Linked DNA regions of Homo sapiens: all the other regions are linked to region 1. Evidence: chromatin contacts called from ENCODE Hi-C or POLR2A ChIA-PET data. All regions are on one chromosome and are shown on one strand. The core of a region is the stretch at or near the end of the contact, and the rest is flanking DNA. Distances in the headings are between cores, read along the strand shown.

The links. A loop is a pair of places that touch in the nucleus more often than their neighbours do. ChIA-PET counts read pairs that join two places held with the same protein, here RNA polymerase II (POLR2A). Pooled maps may share reads with other maps.
Region 2: a pooled map shows a loop between it and region 1 (9-fold over the local background). The contact joins the promoter of LGALS1 here to the promoter of JOSD1 in region 1. A Hi-C loop is called at or near these places in 3 of 37 single-sample maps with no recorded cell type and 10 of 50 pooled maps.
Region 3: a map with no recorded cell type shows a loop between it and region 1 (9-fold over the local background). The contact joins the promoter of MFNG here to the promoter of JOSD1 in region 1. A Hi-C loop is called at or near these places in 1 of 37 single-sample maps with no recorded cell type and 6 of 50 pooled maps. POLR2A ChIA-PET finds 5 or more read pairs at or near these places in 2 of 52 experiments (GM12878 and OCI-LY7).

Annotation. Positions count from the first base shown.
Region 1 is chr22:38,699,547-38,702,246 of GRCh38, forward strand. JOSD1 (Josephin domain containing 1) reads right to left here and starts at 1,397. Exons shown (of 5, transcript NM_001360236.2): 1 at 1,254-1,397; 2 at 257-1,072. The coding sequence starts at 441. RefSeq lists a silencer at 904-1,863.
Region 2 is chr22:37,674,383-37,677,082 of GRCh38, forward strand. It overlaps LGALS1 (galectin 1), which reads left to right and starts at 1,254. Exons shown (of 4, transcript NM_002305.4): 1 at 1,254-1,329; 2 at 2,604-2,683. The coding sequence starts at 1,321. RefSeq lists a silencer at 1,057-1,196.
Region 3 is chr22:37,485,040-37,487,740 of GRCh38, forward strand. MFNG (MFNG O-fucosylpeptide 3-beta-N-acetylglucosaminyltransferase) reads right to left here and starts at 1,345. Exons shown (of 8, transcript NM_002405.4): 1 at 884-1,345. The coding sequence starts at 1,138. RefSeq lists enhancers at 230-289, 690-739, 1,216-1,725, 1,726-2,237, 2,238-2,701 and a silencer at 1,310-1,439.

The sequences.
Region 1 (2,700 bases), core at 147-2,646:
CATATTAACACGTATTCCACGGGACTGTTGAAGATCACTCAAGAAAACACAGCTGAGGCTATGAGTACTTTCCTAGCCCACCGTAAGTGCCTGATAAATGGTAGTGATTATCTTTTCATGTCTTGTGTCCCTTATACCTGCTAACGCAATCTAGCTAATACCTACAGCTTTGAAGGTTTATGAAGCTGAGACACTGCCCCACCCACAGAAATCCAGAAATATCAGTATCAAGATGCCAAGGAGAAGGGTCCCCTACCTCTGGAAAATCTCTTGCAGCGTATCCCGGGTGAAGGCATTGCTGTCCTGGAAGACGTTATTGAGGGCGTGGAGGGCACAAAGCTCCCTGCGCTGTTTCTCATGGTAGATTTGTGGGGGTGCTGCCTGGGGCAGCTCCAATGATTCAGATTTGGCCTTGTCTCCTTTCCATGGCACACAACTCATGTTTTTTGTTTTAGGTTCCAGAGATGGCTATAAACACCCCACTCTTCCCTCTAGAGGAAGAATGTAAGCTTCTCAGTCTTTTCCGGATTCCTGAGGTCCACCTTATTCTCTGGTGTCCATGATTTATGCTTTGTCACTGGGAGAAAAGATTGGAATCAAAAGGAAAAAAATAAAACCCACCTCTTCTCTCTTCTCAATAGAAAAATAACTTTTGGATTACTTTTATTTTGCTACCACTGTCAAAGTGCAGAATTTAAAAAAACACATAAAATGTAAGACCTTGTTTCCGTTTCCCCACCCTTCCCTCCCACCCCCCTCCAAAATCCCCACGATTTTCTTGCTGTTTCCCTCTGCAAATGCCAGGCCTCAAAGCAGGAGGACCGAACACAATCGGTCACATCGCTCCTTTTCTTCCATTTCTTTTGAACCACGACGCCAATGACTCGGGAGACAAGGCCTGGGTGACGGATAAATTTAGCGCACGAGTCGAGTAGCTAGCGCGGGCCGGCAGGCGTGGGACCGCGAGCCGCGCGGGGGCCTCGGGGGCAGCCCTCCATCCCCTCGGGTACGGTGGGGCCCGCAGGGCGCGGCTCCCTCGGAAGGCGCGGATTCTAGCCCTCTGGCCGCGGCCCTGCGGAGGAGGAGACAACTCCGGTCAGCGGCGAGCGGGCGCGGGAAGTGAGCGGCGGGGCCGGCCCCTGCCCGAGGGAAGGTTCCGCGCGGCGAAGGGCTGGCCCGCGAGGGGTGGGGCCGGACAGTCAGCCTCGCGCTCCCGGGCCCGCGCCCACCCGGCTCGCAGCCCCTACACAAACCTCCCCGCCCGTCACGTGAGCGCAGGCCCAGACGCCCTCCCGCCGCGCCCCCGGCCGCAGACCCCAGGGCCGCCGGGACTGCTCGCCGCTGGCGGTCCCCTCACCGCAGCCGGCCGCCACCTGGAGTGCGCGCCGCCAACTGGGCCGTGCGGGCGGGCGCGCGCACCTGAGCCCGACGTCAGCGGCCCCCGCCCGGCGCGTGCTCCGGAAACGCCCTCCCGCGCCGTCCTCACTCCTCCCAGCCGTGGCGTCACGCCTGACGTAAGTCTGACGTCATCGGCACCGGCCTGGGAGCCGCAGACGCCGGGCGTGTAGGGGCGCAGTTCAACGGTTGGGGTGTTGCAAAGGCCGTGGGTGTGGGGCTGCGGGCTGCGCACCTCGGCGGCGGCCGGCAGGGTTGGGGTCCAGCCGCTCCGCTCGGCGCGGCCCCTGGCGGGGCGGCCTGAGGGAGTCCTACCTGGACGCCAGCCTGCCCTTCTCCCGGGCGTGGGCGTTGTTTCGGGGCGGCAGCCAGGCCAGCGGCTGCAGTCCGCGGCTTTCAGCACCCCTCCCTTCTCTGTGCCGGGCTTTTCGGCCGAACGTTCTCGCTCCTTCTGCGTTGACTGTTTTATGTGTGGTTAACGCGCGGCTCACCAGGGGGGATTTTGAAGCACCTGATTCGGTCGGGCGCAAATTGCCTTGGTTAGTGGGCCCGACCGTGCCGCACTGTCCAGGGAGCGTCAAGGGTAGGTGTCTCGCTGGGAGTCACATTTCAAGTGGAAAGGAGAATCCTGTTGCAGTTCCTTGGTGTCGCATTTCGGTTCACTACACACAAGCCACTGCCTTCTTGCCTGGGGGCTCCCCGCTCTTCTCACGGTGGCTTTCCTCTCTGCAGAGACCTCTGCGCGAGGTATACCTAAGCGCATTGTGTGCGTCTTCGGGAAAAGGCGAAAACTACTCGCAGTCCCACGTGGATTTCATTTTTTCCCCTTTACCTACTCTTAGGGTGCGTGGTAGGCATCATTATCCACCTTAGCTGCCCTTCTTTTGGGTTTTCTGTAAAACTGGAAAAACGAGAAGAAACTGTTGCACTTCAAATTTAGTTGTTTTGTTTTGTTTTTTGGAGACGGAGTTTCGCTCTTGTTGCCCAGACTGGAGTGCAATGGCATGATCTCCGCTCACCGCAACGTCCGCCTCCCGGGTTCAAGCAATTCTCCTGCCTCAGCCTCCCGAGTAGCTGGGATTGCAGGCATGCGCCACCACGCCCGGCTAATTTTGTGTGTTTAGTAGAGGGGTTTCTTCATGTTGGTCAGGCTGGTCTCGAACTCCCGACCTCAGGTGATCCACCCGCCTTGGCCTCCCAAGGTGTTGGGATTACAGAAGTGAGCCACCGTGCCCGGCCTTTTTTTTTTTTTTTTTTTTTAAGATGGAGTTTAACTTTTGTCGCCCAGGCTGAATTGCAACGGGG
Region 2 (2,700 bases), core at 4-2,503, 1.0 Mb before region 1:
TGGGGACTGGGAGGGGTTCAGCTTTGAATCCTCAGAGCCCAGGGCCAGGTACATAGTAGGTGCTCAGTAAAATACCTGCTGAACACTCAGGGAAGGGAGGGCTGTGCCGGGCCTCAGAGGAGATGTTAAGAGAGCAGACAGGGTGGCCAGGCATGGTGGCTCACACCTGTAATCCCATTACTTTGGGAGGCTGAGGCGGGTGGATCAACTGAGGTCAGGAGTTTGAGACCAGCCTGGCCAACGTGGTGAAACCCCGTCTCTACTAAAAGTACATAAATTAGCCGGGTGTGGTGGTGGGGGCCTGTAGTCCCAGCTACTCGGGAGGCTGAGGCAGGAGAATCAGTTGAACCTGGGAGGCAGAGGTTGCAGTGAGCTGAGATCACGCCACTGCACTCCAGCCTGGGCGACAGAGCGAGACTCCATCTCAAAAATAAATATATAAATAAATAAAAATAAAAAAGAGAAAGGACAGGGTGCACAGAGCCAGGACCCCACCCCCTCCTGGTCTGGACCACCCTGGGCCATCTCCTAAGCTTGACACTCTCAGGCCTGAGGCTGTCAGGCCAGGGCGCTTTGACTATCCCCTGCCTGCCCCTGAACGCGGCCAAGCCCGAGGCCTTAGCCAAGCCCTGCAGCCTCAGGCTTGGCGCCCGGCCCAGCCTTTCTTTAGCCTTCCCGAGGAGCCAGCGAGAGAGCGCTGCAGCAGCCGCAGTCCTTGCTTCCGGGGAAGGCCCGGGTGGGGCCAGGGCCTGTGGTTAAGTCAGTGGCCCTCTGCAGACGCGCACGCAGCAGGAGCCACGCCCTGGTCCCTGCCCGGGAGTGGCCTGGTCTCCCCCAGCTCTGATTCCCTGAAGGACCCTGCACCTCCTCAGCCATCTTCTCTGGGCACCCCCTGAGCCCAGCCTGCTGGCCACAGGCCCCTTCCCGCCAACTTGTGGGCCTAGCTCATCATCAAACTATTTTCCACTGGCTTCCCCCAATCTCTGCCACAGCACAATTTTGGTGGGGAGGTGGAGAGGGATGAAGGAGAATAGGAGGTGGAGCTTGGACTCTGGCCGGGGGCGGCGGGGTGAGGGGGGGCAGCAGCTCGCCACTCTGATTGGTCACCTCTGCTCCAAAACTGGCTTCAAAATTCCACGGACTCCGCCCCCAGTGGCCCCCAGCCCTATCCTGACTTGCAATTGGCTGAACTTTCAGGGGGCGGGGCTCACCCGGTCCGGTCCAGTTAAAAGGGTGGGAGCGTCCGGGGGCCCATCTCTCTCGGGTGGAGTCTTCTGACAGCTGGTGCGCCTGCCCGGGAACATCCTCCTGGACTCAATCATGGCTTGTGTGAGTGTGGGGACCCCCCCCCAAGGTCCAGGGGATAGGGCAGGAACTGATGGCCAGAGGAGAGCTGGGCAGATCGGGAGCAGATTCTAGCCCCAGCTGTGTGGCCTGGAACCAGTGCCTTCTCTTTTCTGGACCTCAGTGGCCACATCTGTAAAATGGGGGTGGGCGCCATGGTCCCTCAAGGCCTTCTCTGCATTGATAATTGTCTGGATTCCTCCAGGGTCTGAAAGCACAGTTATTTCTGCCCAGGGTTGACATTCTGCAGCTCTCTGAGAAGTGAGCGTGGGAAGGGTGTGGCCAACTGGGGGACACCCAGGCCACTATCCCTTTCCCCCTCCTCCACCCCAAAGAGCCTCCTGTCCCCTCCCCCCTGCAGCTGTCCCGGTCACCAGGCCAGGGCAGAGTTACCCTCTGCTCCAGAGAACGCTGAAAAGTTGCCAGGACCCGAGACAAGCTGCCCAGGATGGGCCCTTCTAGGTCGGGGGTGGAGGGTGGTTGTGTCCAGGCTGGTGGCGGGGGGGGCGGGGGAAATTCCCTTCCACCACCCCCAAGCTGGGAGGTTGGGGTGGCAGGGAGGTGAGAATCTTCCTCGGGCCCCAGGGAAAGGGTTCAAGTTTCTGGCAGAAGAAACCACTCAAACCAGTTAACTCTTGCCCACCCACTCGGGGTGCCAGGGAACAGCAGTGCCCAGCAGTTTGCTCAATCTTGTTAACCCTGAGCCAGCCCAGCCACAGCCCGACTGCAGGGCTATTCTCCCTAATGCAGAGAGGCCGTGTTTTTCAGGGTCTCCTCTCTAGCCCCTGGGCCTCTTTGCAGAGAGGGGCTTGAAGGAGAATAGTGGGGTCGCCCGCCCCTAGCCACTTCCTCTCCAGCAGAGGGGCCGGCCCCTCCATTCAGTGTGACGGTGGGCCAAGTGTCGGCCCCTCCCCAGCCTGATCCTCTCCATCTGCGATGGGACAGAGCACCCCATCTCCCAAGTCACTCTTGAGTCCAAAATTCCCAAGCCAATCTGCAAAATCTTCTAGAGCCTGTCTTCTAGAACCTTCACGTTACAGACTGAAGCCAACCCCGGTGGGAATAGGGACTTTCCCAGGACCACATAGACAATCGGAGGCTGGAAATTACAGCTCAATCCTTTCCCCAGGCTTCCCCTTGGCTTGGTCAGAGGATGCCGGGCGGGAACAACCCCACTCCCACCCCCAGCCACCCCCGGACACTTCGAGCAGTGGAGGCCTTGTCCTCTAACCCGGCTGGGCCGGGGCTTGTCTGTGCAGGGTCTGGTCGCCAGCAACCTGAATCTCAAACCTGGAGAGTGCCTTCGAGTGCGAGGCGAGGTGGCTCCTGACGCTAAGAGGTGAGAAGTGAAGTCGG
Region 3 (2,701 bases), core at 95-2,594, 1.2 Mb before region 1:
CATCACTAACTTTGCTTAAGGAAGATACTGGATGCGAGGAGGGAAAGGGCTGGAAGGGACTTGGCTCGCCGGAGCCGCACAGCCATGTGACAGACATGCCTCTTGTCACACACATCTAGCACACTCCAGCTCCGTGCGTGTGAGCACACACACACACACACACACAATCCCACGTGCCAGGCAGGCCTCCCCAACCTCCGGCCCACCACTGCCTCAGCCGCCACCCTCGTGGCATGCGCTCTCCTTCCCTCCCTCGGAAGCAGTCCGCAGGAAGCCAACACAGGAGGCCAGACATGGCGGCCTCGGCACACCCGGGGCAGCAGAGACACAGCGGCAGGGGCTATCGGGAAGGCCGAAGGGATGCCTCCCCCAAGAACAGACCCCACCATTCTCCTCCCGTCCTCCACCCTCAGAGCCCGGGCAGGACAGCACCTAGGGCCTGGGTGGGACAGCCTGGCCTGGGCACGGGTCTGGGTCAGGACCTCTTGGAGGCCTCCACCCCAGCTGCCCAACACCCACCATTACCCCTGATGCCAGGCTGGGCCTGGGTGGCTAGGAGCGAAGCCCCCACGGGAGCGGCTAGGAATAGAAGAACCCCCAGGAGGGACCCGGGAGCCTGGAGCAGGGGCCCAGCCTGGCCCCCAAAAGTGGTGGAGCGGTAGGACCTGGGTGCACCTGGAGTCAGGACCAGTACAGGGCACGGGCAGGGCCGCAGGCAGCCCCTAAAGCCCGGAAGAAGGAGAGAGGAAGAGGATCCCTGATTAGGCAGGTATTGAGCAGCTTCTCCCATGAGGCAGTCAGGGACCCCAGCCCAGTAGAAAGGCCTCTGAGAACCCCTTAGGCCAGGGGCCACCCCCAGGGCCCAATGTCACCCACTTGTCACCTGTTCCCTGGTCCTGGAAACCCACGTGTCAAGCAGCAGCTCCAGGCGCAAGCGGTGGAAAGCCCGGGTCGTCTTCACTGCAATGAAGACATCGTGTAGCTGTAGCTTAGGGGGCCCCGGGTTCGGCTGGCTCAGCTCGGGGGTCCCTTGTACCCGCTGCGGGGACAGGTTCAAGTGGTACCGCAGACACAGGAGCCCCATGCACAGGAGGGTGAGGAGGGCTCCAGCCAGGCCCCGCGGGAGCCGGCACTGCATTGGTTGGCCCTGGGACCCCAGACAGCTCAGCCCCCAAATCCCAACCAGACAGGGAGGGGAAGCTGGTCAGGCAGGGGCTCCAGCAGAGGCAAAAGTCTGGCAGGCATCAGGGGCTGGCAAGGAGGGAAGAGGTAGGAGCTGAGGCTCTGGACCCAGAGGCTGAGCCATGGCAGCACGATCTCGACCGCCGCCAGTCCTCCACCTGCTCCCGCTGTCCGGCCTGCCGCAGCCTCCGGGACCGCCTGGCCCCGCCCCGCTTAGCCCGAGGGGCGGGGCCAGACGAAGGGAACCCCAGACAGAGGCGGCTGAAAGGAGGCACCAGCAGAAAGGGCAGCCCCGGCTCTGCCAGCTGCTGCGGTGGGAGGAAGTCACAACAAACCCTCCGTGCCCGGTGGAAGGGAGTGTCCTCCAGCACCGTCCACTCCCCCAGAGAGCTGTCAGCTCGGCCCATTCAACACCCATTACTTTGGTGTCCTGCTTCACCCAGCCCCCAGCTTTTGCTCACAGGTTTCCTCCGGGATGCTCTCCCATATTCCACCAGCCTCACCCACATTCCCTCCACTAGGCTGAGTTCTATCTGGACTTCAAAGCTTAAGGGTTCCCTCCTCCAGGAAGCCTTCCGTGATAACCTCTTAACCTCTGGGGCTCCCACAGTTGTTCGCTCAGTTCCTGAGGTCTTCACAACAGCACTGGGACTGTCGTTCCCAGTTTATAGCTGAAGACATAAGGCACAAAGGCACAGAATGAGCAAAAACGATCCAGCAACTCAGCCGCAGAGCTGGCAGAACCCAGGTCTCTGTTCCTCATCTAGTTCACAGGAGGTCCCCTGAGGGCACCTGTCCAGCTGTGCCCCAGCCCATACCCGACCTCACTCCGCAGTCTCTGGAGCTGCCTCTCTCCCAGCACCTGACCAGTGGACAGACAGAGGGCCTTCTCCAGCCACCACCTCCATCTTGTTTCGCACAAGCTCACTCACACCTCCTCCCTCCTCCACTCAGAGCCTGCACTGGCTCCCATTTTCTTCAGAACAAAAGCCAAAACGCACACAGCAGCCCACAAGGCCCTGCGTGAGCTGGCTCCCAAGTTACTCCCACCCCATCTCCTGCTACTCACCCTGCTCCACTCCAGAACCTGGGACCCTCGCTGGCCCAGGCACCTGGCCGCCACAGGACCTTGGCACTTGCTGTTCCCACCTGGGCCCCTCCCTAGAGACCTGCACGTCTCACTCCCCCACTCCCTTCTGGTCTTTACACAAAGGTCACCGTCTCTGTGAGGCCTTCCCTGACCACGTTATTAACATTGCAACCCCTCGCCGCCTCCTTCCCAGCCCCCCAGGCCTGTCCCTCTCAAGCCACTTCACTGTTTTCTTCATCACACTTTTCATCTTCCAACATTCTGTATGTTTAACTAAGTTTCTGTCCTCCTCATGAGAATATCAGGGCAGGATTTATTTTTTGATCACTGAGTCCCTAATCCCCAGTGCCTAGAACAGTGACCGGCAGACAAGAACTCAATCAATGTTAATTCAACACAACAAAGTACCAGGTGGCTGGCAAAGGGAAG